Regions from separate parts of the Homo sapiens genome. Here region 1 is linked to region 2. Evidence: read pairs that join two places in POLR2A ChIA-PET (ENCODE). Cell type or tissue: Caco-2. All regions are shown on one strand. Each heading gives the region's core, and the rest is flanking DNA. Links, peaks and the distances in the headings are about the cores only. Region 1 overlaps PAAF1 (proteasomal ATPase associated factor 1). Region 2 overlaps MRPL48 (mitochondrial ribosomal protein L48).

The links. ChIA-PET counts read pairs that join two places held together with the same protein. Peaks named below come from ENCODE experiments on the same cell type or tissue, not always from the same donor. Only the 100,000 strongest peaks of a DNase experiment are listed, where the experiment ranks them.
Region 1: POLR2A ChIA-PET joins it to region 2 with 20 read pairs; 12 of 35 experiments call an interaction of 5 or more read pairs at or near these places.

Annotation. Positions count from the first base shown.
Region 1 is chr11:73,893,892-73,902,956 of GRCh38, reverse strand. PAAF1 (proteasomal ATPase associated factor 1) reads right to left here. Exons shown (of 12, transcript NM_025155.3): 5 at 3,713-3,811; 6 at 2,537-2,687. Among named protein-coding and RNA genes, the nearest start is that of PAAF1, 21 kb to the right of the region's middle. RefSeq lists an enhancer at 5,216-5,995. In Caco-2, for the core only: no CTCF peak of the experiment used is centred there; no DNase peak of the experiment used is centred there.
Region 2 is chr11:73,792,315-73,801,379 of GRCh38, reverse strand. All of the region lies in intron 1 of MRPL48 (mitochondrial ribosomal protein L48), which reads right to left. Among named protein-coding and RNA genes, the nearest start is that of MRPL48, 9.0 kb to the right of the region's middle. RefSeq lists an enhancer at 3,739-4,258. In Caco-2, for the core only: no CTCF peak of the experiment used is centred there; a DNase peak (open chromatin) is centred at 5,139.

The sequences.
Region 1 (9,065 bases), core at 459-8,458, 100 kb before region 2:
GGAGGCCACGGCAGGCGATCACAAGGTCAGGAGTTTGAGACCAGCCTGGCCAATATGGTGAAACCCAGTCTCTACTAAAAATACAAAAAAAAATTAGCCGGGCATGGTGGCGCATGCCTGTAATCCCAGTTACTGGGGAGGCTGCGGCAGGAGAATTGCTTGAACCAAGGAGGCAGAGGTTGCAGTGAGCCAAGATCGCGCCACTGCACCCCAGCCTAGGAGACAGAGTGAGACTCCATCTCAAAAAAAATAATAATAAATAAATAAATAACATTCTACTATTTACTCTAAGCTAAAGGTCCATACATATTCTTAGGGAGAATTAAGGAATGTTGGGAGACTTAGGATTCTGTAAAGGGAACAATAATTGCAGTGATCCAAAGGTATTTATAAACTGGATGTGCACTGATGTTGAATATGCATCTTGTTAATTAAGTTCAACATGCTGAGTCATGACTTGTTCCACTGAAATGTTTTCCTGTGCCCACACCTTCAGAGGGATGGCCAGATCGGAGGTGAAGCTTGCACTGTTCCTCTAGACTACTTTGGCTCCTGGACTCCCCAGATCTGTAGGCCATTCTGACTCCTTCAATCTCTCAGTTCTTCAGGAGGTGATGAGTTCTTCAGTAATGTAAGGAAGGCTCTGAATATTGTTTCTATTCCCTCTCAATGTACCCGTTTTCTTACATCATGGAAGTAAACCATTTATGTACTTAGGTTAATGTGTGTGTTTGCTAAAACATCAGCATGTAATCTGGCAAAATGTTATAAAGAAATATTAAAACTTAAAACTTGGGCCAGGCGCAGTGGCTCATACCTGTAATCCCAGCACTTTGGGAGGCCAAGGTAGGCAGATCACTTGAGGCCAGTTTAAGACCAGCCCAGCCAACACAGCGAAACCCCATCTCTACTAAAAAATACAAAAATTAGTTGGATGTGGTGGTGCACGCCTGTGATCCCAGCTACTTGAGAAGCTGAGGCACAAGGATCGCATGAGCCTGGGATGGGGAGGTTGCAGTGAGCCGAGCTGGCATCACTGCACTCCAGACTGGGCAACAAGCGAAACTAAAAAAAAAAAAAAAAAAAGGCAAGGCGCAGTGGCTAATGCCTGTTATCCCAGCACTTTGGGAGGCCGAGGCTGGTGGATCACCCTGAGGTCAAGAGTTTGAGACCAGCCTGACCAATATGGTGAAACCCCATCTCTACTAAAAATACAAAAATTAGCCAGGTGTGGGGCGTGTACCCGTAGTCCCAGCTACTTGGGAAGCAGAGGTTACACTGAGCTGAGATCATGCCACTGGACTCCGGCCTAGGCGACAGAGTGAGACTCCATCTTAAAAAAAAAAAAAAATCTTAAAACTTGATCTCCACACACAAGTTACAATGTACTGAGGTTCACAAAAACACAGAGTTAAAAATCCCAGAAGTAGAGGGCAATACAAATTAATTCCCAAATGAGTGGTACACGCAATATGTATTATGGTTCCAGAAGAAGGATCAAGGAATTATTTGGGGATATTATCACATATTTTTAAAATATTCAAACTTGTAAAATAGGAATAGCATACTTATCTCCTTTTTAATACTCCAATTAAGGATAAAACATACCTAAATAATATTTTTTCCCCACAAAACTCAGTTACAAAGGGAAGATGTTCCCACTGTATATCTATAATCTGATATTAACTGGTTATATGGCTAATCCATTTTTAAAACACGAACTGTAATTTAAATCTATGGGAATCATCAAGCTCTATCATAATGTCTGATGATGCAGCCATTAGCCACCCAGCTTTTACTGTTCCCTCAGCCAAAAAGACTAATATGAGAAAATGCAGACACATCTCCTTTTCTCTCACTCTCTCTCTCTATTTCCCAGCACACAAGTATACGATTTCCTGGAGAGGATTTTTTTTTTCCTTTATCAATTGTAGAAAACAACTTTTTTTTTTTTTTTTTTTTTTTTTTTTTTTTTGAGACGGAGTCTCGCTCTGTCGCCCAGGTTGGAGTGCAGTGGCGGGATCTCGGCTCACTGCAAGCTCCGCCTCCCGGGTTCACGCCATTCTCCTGCCTCAGCCTCCCAAGTAGCTGGGACTACAGGCGCCCGCCACTACGCCCGGCTAATTTTTTGTATTTTTAGTAGAGACGGGGTTTCACCGTTTTAGCCGGGATGGTCTCCATCTCCTGACCTCGTGATCCGCCCGCCTCGGCCTCCCAAAGTGCTGGGATTACAGGCGTGAGCCACCGCGCCCGGCCAGAAAACAACTTTTAAAGCTGGGATTACAGGCATGCACCACTGCACCCAGCTGGAAAAGGCTTTAGGTATCAAACCAACTGTGTAAGACAGTTCAAGATAGCAATAAAAAGACTGTGTGGCAAAGGAATTTCTGGTCCTTAGGGAAATGGCAGCTCATCTAAATGCCCAGCTGGATGGATTATTTGTGTATTTGTGAATAAACTAGCTTGTTTCTACCTTTTCAGTGATTCATTTCTGGGGATCATTAGAGAAGCCTTTTGGAGAAAGCACACTTCATACCTCCTTTGTGACCTTTGAAGGTCACCACGCAGCTAGCATCTTCAGCTGACCATATCTTCAGCTGGGCATCCATTCCCCCACTCAGGACCACAAGGCCTGATGGGAAAAACCTGCAACAATTCACATCAAACACATGTCCTTCCAATACTCTCTGGAAAAACAAAAGAAAATTCCATGCTAGTTCTCTTGTCCATCCCTTGATGTTCTCTTACCTCCCATACTCTGGTCCCTTATATGAAATACCTACATGCTAAACCCACATGCTGGGTTTTAAAACTAAGGATATCCAAAGGATCTCTTAGCTCATTTGTCTAGCAGGCAGTGTTCTAAAAGGTGTTTCCTCGAATTCAGCTATAGAGGTTATAGAACTGAATTCCATGTAAAAACACCCCAGAGCCTAGGTTAAAAAAAAAAAAAAAGAATTCCATGGCTTTCACAGCCATCTCTAGATCTAGTTAAAGAGCTGAGGTGGCTTGGGGACTTTTTCACTCATCTCTGTTTAAAATCCTTTGTAAAGGTTGGAGGCTCAGCCATAGATTCAGTCTAACAGCCAAGCTATTCTGTCTTGGAAATGGATCACTGAAGGCAATTAAAAAACAAGGGCACACCCACTTAGACCTTCACTGGTCTGGCTCCTTAACTGCTCCAGCCCCACTCTGTTCTGCCAAATCACTGAGCTTGAGAAAGGTTCTCGAATTGACAGCTGAGAGGCCAGGAGCGGTGGCTCACACCTGTAATCCCAGCACTTTGGGAGGCCAAGGTGGGCAGATCACTTGACGTGAGGAGTTGGAAACCAGCCTGGCCGACATGGCGAAAGCCCATCTCTACTAAAAATACAAAAATTAGATGTGTGTGGTGGCACATGCCTGTAATCTCAGCTACTTGGGAGGCTGAGGCACAAGAATCGCTTGAACCCAGGAGGCGGAGGTTGCAGTGAGCTGAGATCACACCACTGCACTCCAGCCTGGGCAACACAGCAAGACTGTCTCAAAAAAAAAAAAAAAAAAAAAAAGAGAAAAAGAAAAAGAAACACACAAATGGGAGAAAAGAGATCAACTGACATGCAGAGTGGTCCCACATTTTTAGAATGGGCCATTCTTCCTTCCATGTCCCAGTCCAAGGCTTCTCAGACCACCCTTTGTGTTTAAGACCTAAAAGTACATCCAAATCCTTTACCCTGAGTTCTCCATTGGAAGCCTGCCAGATTTTCATGGTCCCGTCAGTACTAGAAGACACACCAAGACCTCCTCTGCTGGAAATGTCCAGGCATGTTATCTGTTCAAAGAGAAAACAAACAATGTGTTAGAAATAATGAAATACTCTTATTCCCTTGAAATATGTTATAAACTTCCCTTTTTTCACTCTTCCAAGACTTCCTGAAGCCTGTGTTTCCCAACAAAAGGACTTGTGTTTGATGTAAAGGTTGAGTTATCATCACCAACCTCCCAACAAGGCTGAAGTAAACACCTTTTACTTCTTCAAACAAAAAGATATTCCTCTAATCATCTGAAGTCTAATGCTTCAGCTAAAAAGTTTTCCCTATCCCCATTTCATTTCCATAGTTTCCATGTGTTGCATTTATTTATTTGTTTGTTTGTTTGTTTGTTTGACAGAGTTTCACTCCCATCACCCAGGCTGGAGTGCAATGTCCCCATCTCAGCTCACTGCAACCTCTGCCTCCCAGGCTCAAGTGATTCTCCTGCCTCAGCCTCCCGAGTAGCTGGGACTACAGGCGCACACCACTGTGCCTTATTTCTGTATTTTTCGGTAGAGACAGAGTTTCACCATGTTGCCCAAGTTAGTCTCAAACTCCTGAGCTCAAGTGATTCTCCCATCTCAGCCTCCCAGAGTGCTGGGATTATAGGCCACCGTGCCCAGCCCTGCTATTTTATTTTAAAATTAAGACCAGGTGCAGTGGCTCACACCTGTGTAATCCCAACACTCTGGGAGGCCAAGGCAGGAAGATTACTTGAGCCCAGGAGTTCGAGACCAGCCTGGGCAATATAATGAGACTCCATCTCTACAAAAAATTTTAAAGTAAATATAAAAAATAAAAAGAAAATTAAGATACCTCTCCTAATTCTTAGGAACCCACTTACACAAAAGATAATGTTCTAAGATGCACCAGGAGGATTCAAGAGTTCAGCTATTCCTCTCCCTCTCCCTCTCCTTCTCCCTCTCCCTCTCCCTCTCCCTCTCCCTCCCCCTTCCCCTCCCCCTCCCTCTCCCCACGGTCTCCCTCTCCCTCTCTTTCCACGGTCTCCCTCTGATGCCCAGCTGGACGGTACTGCTGCCATCTCAGCTCACTGCAACCTCCCTGCCTGATTCTCCTGCCTCAGCTTGCCGAGTGCCTGCAATTGCAGGCGCGCGCCGCCACGCCTGACTGGTTTTCGTGTTTTTTTGGTGGAGACGGGGATTCGCTGTGTTGGCTGGGCTGGTCTGCAGCTCCTAACCATGAGTGATCCGCCAGCCTCGGCCTCCCGAGGTGCCGGGATTGCAGACGGAGTCTCGTTCACTCAGTGCTCAATGGTGCCCCAGGCTGGAGTGCAGTGGTGTGATCTCGGCTCGCTACAACCTCCACCTCCCAGCAGCCTGCCTTGGCCTCCCAAAGTGCCGAGATTGCAGCCTCTGCCCGGCCGCCACCCTGTCTGGGAAGTGAGGAGCATCTCTGCCTGGCCGCCCATCTTCTGGGATGTGAGGAGCCCCTCTGCCTGGCTGCCCAGTCTGGAAAGTGAGGAGCCTCTCTGCCCGGCCGCCCAGTCTGGAAAGTGAGGAGCCTCTCTGCCCGGCCGCCATCCCATCTAGGAAGTGAGGAGCGCCTCTTCCCGGCCGCCATCACATCTGGGAAGTGAGGAGCGTCTCTGCCCGGCCGCCCATCGTCTGAGATGTGGGGAGCACCTCTGCCCTGCCACCCTGTCCGGGATGTGAGGAGCGTCTCTGCCCGGCCGCCCCGTCTGAGAAGTGAGGAGACCCTCTGCCTGGCAACCGCCCCGTCTGAGAAGTGAGGAGCCCCTCCGCCCAGCAGCCACCCCGTCTGAGAAGTGAGGAGCCCCTCCGCCCAGCAGCCACCCCGTCTGGGAAGTGAGGAGCGTCTCCGCCTGGCAGCCACCTCGTCCGGGAGGGAAGTGGGGGGGTCAGCCCCCCACACGGCCAGCCGCCCCGTCCGGGAGGGAGGTGGGGGGGGTCAGCCCCCCGCCCGGCCAGCCGCCCCGTCCGGGAGGGAGGTGGGGGGGTCAGCCCCCCGCACGGCCAGCCGCCCCGTCCGGGAGGTGAGGGGCGCCTCTGCCCGGCCGCCCCTACTGGGAAGTGAGGAGCCACTCTGCCCGGCCAGCCGCCCCGTCTGGGAGGTGAGGGGCGCCTCTGCCCGGCCGCCCCTACTGGGAAGTGAGGAGCCCCTCTGCCCGGCCAGCCGCCCCGTCCAGGAGGGAGGTGGGGGGGTCAGCCCCCCCGCCCGGCCAGCCGCCCCGTCGGGGAGGGAGGTCTGGGGGGTCAGCCCCCCCGTCCGGCCAGCCGCCCCGTCCGGGAGGTGAGGGGCGCCTCTGCCTGGCCGCGCCTACTGGGAAGTGAGGAGCCCCTCTGCCCGGCCACCACCCCGTCTGGGAGGTGTACCCAACAGCTCATTGAGAACGGGCCATGAGGACAATGGCGGTTTTGTAGAATAGAAAGGGGGGAAAGGTGGGGAAAAGATTGAGAATCGGATGGTTGCCGTGTCTGTGTAGAAAGAGGTAGACATGGGAGACTTTTCATTTTGTTCCGTACTAAGAAAAATTCTTCTGCCTTGGGATCCTGTTGATCGGTGACCTTACCCCCAACCCTGTGCTCTCTGAAACATGTGCTGTATCCACTCAGGGTTGAATGGATTAAGGGCGGTGCAAGATGTGCTTTGTTAAACAGATGCTTGAAGGCAGCATGCTCCTTAAGAGTCATCACCACTCCCTAATCTCAAGTACCCAGGGACACAAACACTGCGGAAGGCCGCAGGGTCCTCTGCCTAGGAAAACCAGAGACCTTTGTTCACTTGTTTATCTGCTGACCTTCTCTCCACTATTGTCCTGTGACCCTGCCAAATCCCCCTCTGCGAGAAACACCCAAGAATGATCAATAAAAAAAAAAATAAATAAAAAAGAAAAAAAGAAAAAAAGAAACATCGTAAAAAAAAAAAAAAAGAGTTCAGATATTTCCACATATACCTATATATAGGTATAGCTATAGAAAATATACAGATATAGATCTTTCAGAATAAAGAATAGAGAAATTTCAGATTCACTTTTTGTTTTCCAAACTCACTTTTATAGTTTTTGTGTTTTTTTTAAAGACAGGGTCTCACTCTGTTGCTCAGGCTGAAGTGCAGGGGCATGATTACAACTCACTACAGCCTTAGCCTCTCAGGAACAAGTGATCCTCCTGCCTGAGCTTCCCAATAGCTGAGATTACAAACATGGGCTGGCATGTCCAGCTAATTTTTTAACTTTTTTTTGGAGAGATGGGGTCCCCCTATGTTGCCCAGGGTGGTCTTGAACTCCTGGGCTCAAGCTATCCTTCTGCCTTGGCCTCCCAAAGTGCTAGGATCACAGGCGTGAGCCACCGCGCCCAGCCTCACTTTTGTAATTTCAGTATCAGCAATCACTTCATGCATAAGCCATTATCAGAATAACAAATCTTTTATACACATGCATACATGTACACTTTTATTAAAAAACAACCAGCTGCAAATGCTCCAGAAATGATGGACCAAGATATGCAATTCCAGACACATTCCCAGCAACAATAATTCCCACATAAGTTATTAAGAAAAAAGTAGGGACTTTGGCTTTAATTATCCAACTTTCCATTTTACTTTGTTCTATGTCAATTAAACCATAATAAATAAGTTTGGGAAGAACTATAGGGATATATCCATCAACTCTAACATTTTCTAAGACTTTTCTTCTTCATTTTGCTTCCTCGGAATAAAAGGACTGCTAACTTAGTAGTGGATCCTTTACTTGTAAGCAACATACTTCAGGTTCTGTCCTGATACAGGTGGTATCTATCCAATTGCTTGCTGGTAGGCAGTGAACACCTAGGCTAGACTGGAAACCTCAAACTGAACATGTCCAAAGAAAACTTTTATTTCCCCTGCCCCATCCCAATACAACTCCTCCTCCTCCAATTAGTAAATGGAACACAATTCACCTACTTCTCAGGCCAAAATTTTTTGAATCATCCCAACTCCTCCTTTTCTCTCATACTTAACATCCAAGTCATCAGCAAATCACGTCTAGTCCCACATCTCTAGCATGTAAGATCTATAAGGGCAGTTTTATTTATTTTATTCAGTATCCAGAAGACTGGCTGAAATATAGTAGGTGATTAATAAATGGATGAATCATCTTTCAGTAAGCTCAAATAAAAAGAGAATAAGAAATAGAAAAGGAGCACAGTTATGTTTGTTTTTGAGACATGGTCTCACTCTGTCACCCAGCCTGGAATGCAATGGCACAATCACAGCTCACTGCAGCCCTGACCTCCTAGGCTCAAGCAATCCTTCCATCCCAGCCTCTCGAGCAGCTGGGACTACAGGCACACACTACCACATCCAGCTAATTTTATTTTTTGAGACAGAGTCTTGCTCAGTAACACAGGCTGGAGTGCAGTGGCGCAACCTCGGCTCACTGCAACCTCTGCCTCCTGGGTTCAAGCGATTCTTGTGCCTTAGCCTCCGGAGTAGCTGGGATTACAGGCGTGTGCCACCATGCCCAGCTGATTTTTTTTTTATTTTTATTTTTTTTAGTAGATTTTTTTTTATTATTATACTTTAAGTTTTAGGGTACACGTGCACAATGTGCAGGTTAGTTACATATGTATACATGTGCCATGCTGGTGTGCTGCACCCATTAACTCGTCATTTAACATTAGGTACATCTCCTAATGCTATCCCTTCCCTCCGATTTTTATATTTTTAGTAGAGATGGGGTTTCATTATGTTGGCCAGGCTGGTCTTGAATTCCTGGCCTCAATTGATCTGCCCACCCCAGCCTCCCAAAGTGATGGGATTACAGGTGTGAGCCACTACAACCAGCCTATTTTGTTTATTTTTTTGTAGAGACAAGGTCTCACTATGTTGCCTAGGCTGGTCTCAAACTCCTGGGCTCAAGTGATCCTCCTGCCTTGGACTCCCAGAGTGCTGGGTACAGGCATGGGCCACTGTGCCTAGCCTGTAAATGATTTTTAAAATGACTTACTTCTCAAAAGGTGAGCGGCATTCCCAACTCTCCCAAGAGGTGAATTGCCTTCTCCCTCAGTTAAAGCAGAAAATAATAAAAAATGATGTATAAAGGCCAGGCACAGTGGCTTATACCTATAATCCCAGCATTTTGGGAAGCCAAGGAGAGAGGACTGCTTGAAGTCAGGAGTTTGAGACCAGCCTGGGCAACAGAGCAGGACTCCACCGCTACAAAAAATAAGAATAAAAATTTTTAAGCCAGGCGACTAGCTGGGACTACAGATGTACATCACCATACCTGGCTAACTTTTAATTTTTTTGTAG
Region 2 (9,065 bases), core at 179-8,178:
CCCCCAACCACTAGCTATGTACTTTGAAGTTAGATCAGAGGACTCTAAAGTCTCTCCAGGGCCGGGATCTATTAACCATGACAAACAATAGAAATGAGAGTGAACAGAATATATTTTTAAATGGGTCACTTCATATAGAAGAGGGACTGGATGGGAAAAAAAGATCAAAATGAGACTGCTTTCTCATTTTAATTGTTCAGATTTCTGAGTCTGTACAATAACCAAGGTTTTAATTATCTAAAAGCCAGGCTTAAGAATTGACAACTTTCGGCCAGGCCCAGTGGCTCACGCCTGTAATCCCAGCACTTTGGGAGGCCGAGGTGGGCGGATCACCTGAGGTCCGGAGTTTGAGACCAGCCTGACCAACATGGAGAAACCTCGTCTCTACTAAAAATACAAAATTAGCCGGGCGTGGTGGCGCATGCCTGTAATCCCAGCTACTCCAGAGGCTGAGGCAGGAGAATGGCTTGAACCCGGGAGGCGGAGGTTGCTGTGAGCCGAGATCACGCCATTGCACTCCAGCCTGGGCAACAAGAGCGAAACTCCATCTCAAAAAAAAAAAAAAAAAAGAAAAAGAAAAAAGAGTTGACAACTTTCTGGAAGACATTCAAATTATGGTATGAACTCTCCCGGTCAGCTCTGGGAAATGTGCTTCCTCTCCCCTGCAATGCTTGGCATTATTTATCCAGACAAAAGTAATCTATTTTGGGACTGTATCTACAATTACCCTCTCCTCCCCATCAGCAAATGAAGAGCAGCTCTGGCCCTGCAAGTGGAAGAGGAGGATGGTGACGCCAGCGAATGAATGAATGAGGACACAGATGCTGCACTGGGTAACAAAAATACTCCCATGAGCCAGGAACCAAGCAAGGACTGCACAACTACCAAAAAACTGAAGTCACAGGGCAAAATCTAGAGCATGTGAGTAGCTTAAGACATCAGAGTCTGGAGTGGGTGGTGAGAGCAGTGGGTCAGGGGTCTTTGATGCAAGCAACTGAGAGCTGTTTCATGAAAGTAACAGAATATATTTGTGTATTAATAAATATTATTTAAAATAGCATTGTTACTACCATTTATTGAGTCCTATTTACTAGGCACTTTACGCATACTATTTGTCTTTTTAATTTTTTTTTTTTAAGAGACCGGATCTTACTATATTGCCCATGCTGTCTCGAACTCCTGGCCTCAAGCAATCTTCCTGCCTTGGCCTCCCAAAATGCTGGGATTACAGGAGTGAGCCACCAGGCCTGGCCCATATTATTTCAATTAATTGTTACAGCAACCCTCTCTGATGGGGCATTATTGAGATAACTGGCTCTATTTTACACAGGAAAAAAAAGTTTATGTAAATTGCCCAAAGTTATAGGTTTGGTAAGAGAAATTCAAACCCAGGTCTGCCTGAATCCAAAGTCCATCCCTTCTATTCTTCCACACTACCTCTCAAAAAACTGATACCAATTTATACTAATGAAGTTCATAGCTAATGATAATAGCCATTCAAAAATCCTACCATTTACTGAGCACCTGCTATATGCCAAACACCATCTCCTTTAATCCTCACAACCATTCTGTGAGGCATAGTTCTTTGTATTTTCTTTTATATAGATTTAGGGAGTACAAGTGCCATTTTGTTAAATGGATACATTGCTTATTGGTGAAATCTGGGTTTTTAGCGTAACCATTACTCAAATGATGAACATTGTACCCATTAAGTAATTTCTCATCCCTCATCCCCCTCCTGCCTTCCCACCCTTCCAAGTCTCCAGTGCCTATGTTCCATGCCTGTGAAGTAGATATTTCTACCGCATTTTATAGTGAGGAAATCAAAGCTCAGAAAAGCGAATTAACATGCCTAATGCACACAACTAATAAGTCATGTTCTAGCTGACCCCACAATCAGAGCTCTCTCTACTACTATATACTATATCCTATACTCCTGTTGCAAAGCAAGTCGGCTATTACATGACAGCTCTTATTTTATTCCAAGATGAACAACACCTTGATCTATATTCCAATTCTTTTGTTTTTGAGACAAGGTCTTGCTCTGTCACCCAGGCTGGGGTAAAGTGGCATCACCATGGCTCACTGCAACCTCGACCCCCTAGACTTAAGCCATTCTCCTGCCTCATCCTCCCAAGTAGCTGGGACTACAGATGTGTGCCACTACACTCGGCTAATTTTTTCTTTGTAGAGATGGGGTTTTGCCATGTTGCCCAGGCTCTACATTCCAAAGCTTACAAGGAGTTTACTCTCATCTTAGGCATCCTGGAAAAGCCCAGTCCCTGCCTAAGTTCATTTATCAGAAGCTTCAAATTCTCCTTACTGGCTTTCCACTCTCAGTGCCCACCACTACCTTCCTTTCTTTTCTTTCTTTTTTTTTTTTTTGCTTGAGAGGGAGTCTTGCACTGTTGCTAGGGCTAGAGTGCAATGGTGCGATCTCAGCTCACTACAACCTCCGCCTCTCAGGTTCAAGCGATTCTCCGGCCTCAGCTTCCTGAGTAGCTGGGATTACAGGTGCCTGTCACCAAACCCGGATAATTTTTTGTATTTTTAGTAGAGACGTGATTTCACTATGTTGGCCAGGCTGGTCTCCAACTCCTGACCTCGTGATCCGCCCACCTCAGCCTCCCAAAGTGCTGGGATTACAGGTGTGAGCCACCACATCCAGCCTCACCATTACCTTTCCCACGTACGCAACCAATACTAGCCTCTCTGTCTATAATGATCCATCTGTTACTTAAATACCTCCCTGGTCAAAACTGAAACATTTTCAGACACTGCTAACTATCTGAATGTTCTCCCACATAGAAAGCCCAAACCCATCTCCCTGTAACTTCTACGGTTTGTGCCTAGTTCCCCACTCTGACATCATACAAAGTAAGTTCAGTTCTTGTTTTTCATACAAGAAGTCAAACCCTTCATGTATTTGAAGGCAATAATCATTGCCTCCAGGTTTTCTCAAGTTCTTTTAAAAATTGTTTTTGTTGGCCGGGCGAGGTGGCTCACATGTGTAATCCCAGCACTTTGGGAGGCTGAGGCGAGCAGATCACCTGAGGTCAGGAGTTTGAAACCAGCCTGGCCAACAGGCTGTATTTTGTAAAAGGCTGTATTTTGTATTTTGTAAAAATACAAAAATTAGCCAGGCACAGTGGTGGGCGCCTGTAATCCCAGGTACTCGGGAGACTGAGGCAGGAGAATCACTTGAACCCAGGAGGTGGAGGTTGCAGTGAGCCGAGATTATGCCACTGCCCTCCAGGGCGACAGAGCGAGACTCTGTCTCAAAAAAGAAAAAAAAAATTGTTTTTGTTTCCAGTCTTTCCTTTAGCCATAACCTTCTAAACATATTTATGTTGATTATCAAAGTCTGCCTTTGGATTGGGTCCTTATGGCTGTTAGGAGCACAAGTTTTATATCCAAACCCAAACACAAATTTGTGTTTGAATATCAGCACTTCCATTTTACTAGCTGTACAGTCCTTGGAAAGTCAGCTGGCCTCACATATTGTTACGGGATTTTTGGAGTGTCATTTTTCTGGCCGGAAAAGTCTGTGGCTGGTGGCATCTTTGCCCGAATTTTGCTCTGGTCCACTGGGCTTGTTTCACCCACTTGTCTTGGCAGGCTGTCCTCCGCTCACACTACCAGCCTGGGTCCCACGCCTGCCAAGGGCAAGTCAGGCATAGGCCAGTGAGGGGTATGTGAGTGAGCATGGGGTCTGGCCAATGTGCACAGTCAGACATGCCGGCTGCTGCAGCAGGGCGGGCAGCTGCAGGTGCTGGCACAGGCACTGGCTCTCTGCGAGGCCGGACCAGGTGCACCACAAGCAGCTTTCACAGCTGGCACTGGGGAACACGTGGCGCTCAGAAGCTTGGAGATGCCAGCAACCACAGGGCTCCAAGGAGGGAGTCACAGCCCTGGCTCAGGGAGCTCCCAGGTCTGGGCTCCCTGAAGGGCTGCAGCTCTTCTTTCCTTCTCTTCACCCACAACCTGGTGAAAAAGGGGCACATCTCAGCCCTGTTTCTGTTGCAGCTCTTTTAGCCCTGCCATTAAACAGGTCCCAAGTTCTTGTCCTGCAACCAGAACAAATGGAGTATGCAGACAAGCGGAGGGTGAGCAAGACAAAGAAGAGCTTTATTGAGTGGCAGAATAGCTCAGAGGAGGACCTTGGAGTGGGCAGCTCCTCTCTGCAGGCAGGTCGTCTGAATGTCTTCCCAGCTCTCAGCAGAGAAGTCTCTAGAGTGGATAGCTCCTCTCTGCAGCCGGTTGTCCCGATGTCTGTTCAGCTCTGGCTGAGCCCAAGGTTGGTTTGTTTGCTTTTTTTTGAGACAGTCTCACTCTTTTCACCCAGGCTGGAGTGCAATGGCGTGATCTCACTGCAACCTCTGTCTCCTGGGTTCAAGGGATTCTCCTGCCTCGACCTCCTAAGTAGCTGGGATTACAGGCGCCCACCACCACGCTCGGCTAATTTTTTTGTATTTTTAGTACAGATGGGGTCTCACCATGTTGGCCAGGTTGGTCTCAAACTCCTGACCTCAGGTGATCTGCCTGCCTTAGCCTCCCAAAGTGCTGGGATTACAGGCATGAGCCACTACACCCAGACCCAAAGTTTTTATGAGCCTCAGAGGGAAGGAAGTACATGTTGATTTGTCCATGGGTGGCCATGGGCAGGCCTGGAAAAGGTACCGTTAAGTTCCCACTCCTGTCCACGGGACTGGCAGCCTAGCCCCAGACTTCAGGCACTCCCTGGCCTGAAGGTGGGGTCTCAATGGGAACCTGCCCCCTTCTGCCCAGGAAGCTGTCTGCCTCTCACTGCCATTCATAGTGCCCTGTAGGTGCCAAGGGGCACGGGCAGGCCACTGCTGAGCTGCCTTCAGCCCCGCTTTGGCTTCCCTCCTATGCCTGTTGGTGCCCAAAGTCCAGAGGGGGCCAAGGAGGCAAGAGGCTGGCGTGTCAGCACTGCCCCGAATGTGTGTACACCTGGCCAGGCTGCGACAGTACCTGGGCTTGGCCCCAGCTTTGCTCCAAGATCAGAGCTGGTGTCGACAGCAGGGAGAAGCCAGGCAGCAGGAGCAGACACCTCTGAGCCTGCGAGGGCTGGGGCAGCCTTCCTGGGCCCCACAAGAGTACACAGATGCCTGGGTCCGCAGTCACAGTTTGGGCGGCCGTAACTGCACTCGGAAGAGCGGAGCTCCTGCTTGCTCCGTGGAGCAAGAGGCCTAGATCCACAGCCATGACTTGGGCACCGCCCCAACTCGGAAGGGGCAGGGCTCCCACTTGTCCCTGGCTCTGACTGGCTCTGGCCACGCCTCCCTGCTGCAGCCAGAGTGATGGCAGCGGCCAATCCAGATGGCCCACGATTTCATTTATATGAAATGACTAGAATAGACAAATCATAGGACGGAAAGATGATTAGTGGGTGCTAAGGGCTGGGAGATGACAGTATGGGGAGTGACTACTTATGGGTAAGGAGTTTCCTTTTGGGATGGTAAAAATGTTCAGGAATTAAATAGTGGTAACAGTTGTACAACTTTGTGAATATACTAAAAACCATTAAATTATCTACTTTAAAAGTGAATAAGCCGGGTGCAGTGGCTCAAGCCTGTAATCCCAGCACTTTGGGAGGCTGAGGCGGGTGGATCACGAGGTCAGGAGATCGAGACCATCCTGGCTAACACAGTGAAACCCCATCTCTACTAAAAAAAAAAAAAATTAGCTGGGCGTGGTGGCGGGTGCCTGCAGTCCCAGCTACTGGGGAGGCTGAGGCAAGAGAATGGTGTGAACCCGGGAGGCGGGGCTTGCAGTGAGCGGAGATCGCGCCACTGTACTCCAGCCTGGGTGACAGAGACTCGGTCTCAAAAAAAAAAAGAGTGAATATTATAATAAATGAATTATATTTTTTAATTATTAAAAAAGAGTCACAAGAAAACTTTTATGACTGCTCAGACTTGCTTGGATCCTGCTGTTATACTTTAAAAAAAAAAAATTCAGAGATGAAGTCCAGGTGAAGTCAGACTTCATCAGAGATGAAGTCCAGGCTCACGCCTGTAATCCCAGCACTTTGGGAGGCGGAGGCAGGTGGATCACCTAAGGCCAGGTGTTCGAGACCAGCCTAGCCAACATGGTGAAACCCTGTCTCTACTAAAAATACAAAAATTAGCCGGGCATGAGGCCAGGTGCAGTGGCTCACACCTGTAATCCTAGCACTTTGGAAAGCCGAGGCGGGCGGACTGGCTGAGCTCAGGAGTTCAAAACCAGCCTGGGCAACACGGTGAGACCCCGTCTCTACTAAAAAAATACAAAAAAATTAGCTGGGTGTGGTGGTGGGTGCCTGTAGTCCCAGCTACTTTGGGAGGCTGAGGCAGGAGAATTGCTTGAACCCAGAAGGCGGAGGTTTCAGTGAGCTGAGGTCACACTATTGCACTCCAGCCTGGGCGACGGAGCAAGACTCCATCTCCAAAAAAAAAAAAAAAATTAGCTGGGCATGGTGGTGCATGCCTGTTATCCCAGCTACTCAGGAGGTCGAGGCAGGAGAATCGCTTGAACCCGGGAGGCGGAGGTTGTGGTGAGCCGAGATCATGCCACTGCACTCCAGCCTGGGCAACAGAGCAAGACTCCAACTCAAAAAAAAAAAAAAAGAAAAGAAGTAAATACTTGCCCTCATAACACAAGTGCTGGATGATACTTCTAAGCCAGAGCTGAGCTCCATTAAACTCAATTCCCTAACTAGATTCTCTTGAACAACTTAACCCAATTTTACAATCTTGTGGTCACCATCTAAAATGTTTGTTTGTTTGTCTGACCTGATTTAAATTTTTTTTTTTTTTCCAGAGATGGAGTTTCACTCTTGTTGCCCAGGCTGGAGTGCAATAACACGATCTCGGCTCACTGCAACTTCCTCCTCCCACATTCAAGTGATTCTCCTGCCTCAACCTCCCGAGTAGCTGGGATTACACACATGCGCCACCACGCCCAGCTAATTTTGTATTTTTAGTAGAGATGAGGTTTCTCCATGTTGGTCAGGCTGGTCTCAAATTCCCAACCTCAGGAGATCCCGCTGCCTCAGCCTCCCAAAGTGCTGGGAGTACAGGCGTGAGCCACCATGCCCGGCCTTGATTTATTTAATTTTATTTATTTATTCAGAGACAGATAGTTTAGATAGATAGATAGATAGATAGATAGATAGATAGATAGATAGATACAGGGTCTCACTCTGTTACCCAGGCTGGAGTGCTGTAGGGTGATCACAGAGCTCGCTGCAGCCTTGGCCTCCCGGGCTCAACTGATCCTCCCACCTCAGCCTCCCGAGTAGCTGGGACTAAAGGAACATGCCACCACACCTGGCTAATTTTTGTATTTTTTGTCAAAACAAGGTTTCAGGCCGGGCGTGGTGGCTCACGTCTGTAATCCCAGCTCTCAGGGAGGCAAGAGGTGGGAGGATAGCTTGAGCCCAGGAGTTCGAGACCTGCCTGGGCAATATAGCGAGACCCTGTTCTCCAGAAAAAGGGAAAAAAAAAAAAAAAAAAACACGAAACAAGGTTTCGCCATGTTGCCCAGGCTGGTCTCAAACTCCTGAGCTCAAGCAATCCACCCACTGCAGCTTTTCAAAGTGTTGGAATTATAGGCATGAGCCACCATGCCTAAATATAAATCCAATCCCTTACCTCAATTCTCACTCCCATACTATTTCTCTGCATACTCTCCCGTAATCTACACCCCAGTGCTTCTCTCCCTCCCAACTTCCTCTAGGAGTTCCTCTGGAACTCCAAGTGTGTTCTCATTTCAGGACCTTTACACATGTTCTTCTCCTTATCTGGAATATATTTTCTCTAAATCCTACCTACTCTTTAAATCTTAGTAGTCATGCAACGTCCTCAAGAAAACTTTTGTGACTGCTCAGACTTGCTTGGATCCTTCTGTTACACAGTCATATAGCACCCTGAATCTTTCATTTGCAGCATTTATCATAGTCAGTTAAGTAGTTATAAGTTTAATTAGTCCATCTGTTAATAAGCACCATGGCCAGGTGCAGTGGCTCACGCCTATTAATCCCAGCACTTTGGGAGGCCAAGGTGGGCGGATCACCTGAGGTCGGGAGTTCAAGACCAGCCTGACCAACATGGAGAAACCCCATCTCTACTAAAAATACAAAATTAGATGGGCATGGTAGTGCATGCCTGTTATCCCAGCTACTTAGAAGGCTGAGGCAGGAGAATCACTTGAACCCAGGAGGCAGAGGTTGTAGTGAGCTGAGATCGCACCATTGCACTCCAGCCTGGGCAACAAGAGCAAAACTCCATCTCAAAATAAATAAATAAATACATAAGCACCATGAAGACAGGAACCTGCTACATCCCAGCATCTAGCATACACTCTGGCACACAGCAAGTGCCCAATAAATATCTGCTGATCAAATTAGTAAATCCCTCTAAACCTCATTTCCTTATCTCTGAAGAGTTTATAAAAATATTTACTTCATAGACTTGTTGACATGATTAAATTAGATAACACATGAAAAGGGCTAACAAGTACAAGTTGCATTATTAATGGTCAAACTGGTAACAATGATGATAATGGTGGTGGTAATTGTTTGGTTCCTCATTTGTGAAACAATATGTACCTTAGGGTGTGACAGGTGCTGAAGATAAAACCATTAACAAAATAGAAAAGCTCCTCCAGGGCCTGTGGTCTAGTGGTGACCAGGAAATAGCCAACTTCTTGATTATTCTGAGCTTTTGGACTTCCTGCCCTTCTAGGTACTCTAAAATGTGTGTACTACTAGTTCATGTCTTTTAATGTCCTCCTAATTCTGTCTATTGAATGTATTTGGAGGACATTTTGTTCATATGAACTCTGTTCCACTTTAGCCTTCAAATGCTGAAATGTGAAAACATCTTATCTCTGAGATCAGTTCCCAAGGATGTTCCTTCTGGGCTGACATATTAGACATAACTTGGCACACCATTAGTGATCACAGAGTCTCCCCTAACCATACCCTTGTGGTTCAGGGGTAAGGTATTCCCTGAGAAAATAGTGGTTATCTCAGAGTGAGTGGCATCTAGACCTGAGCA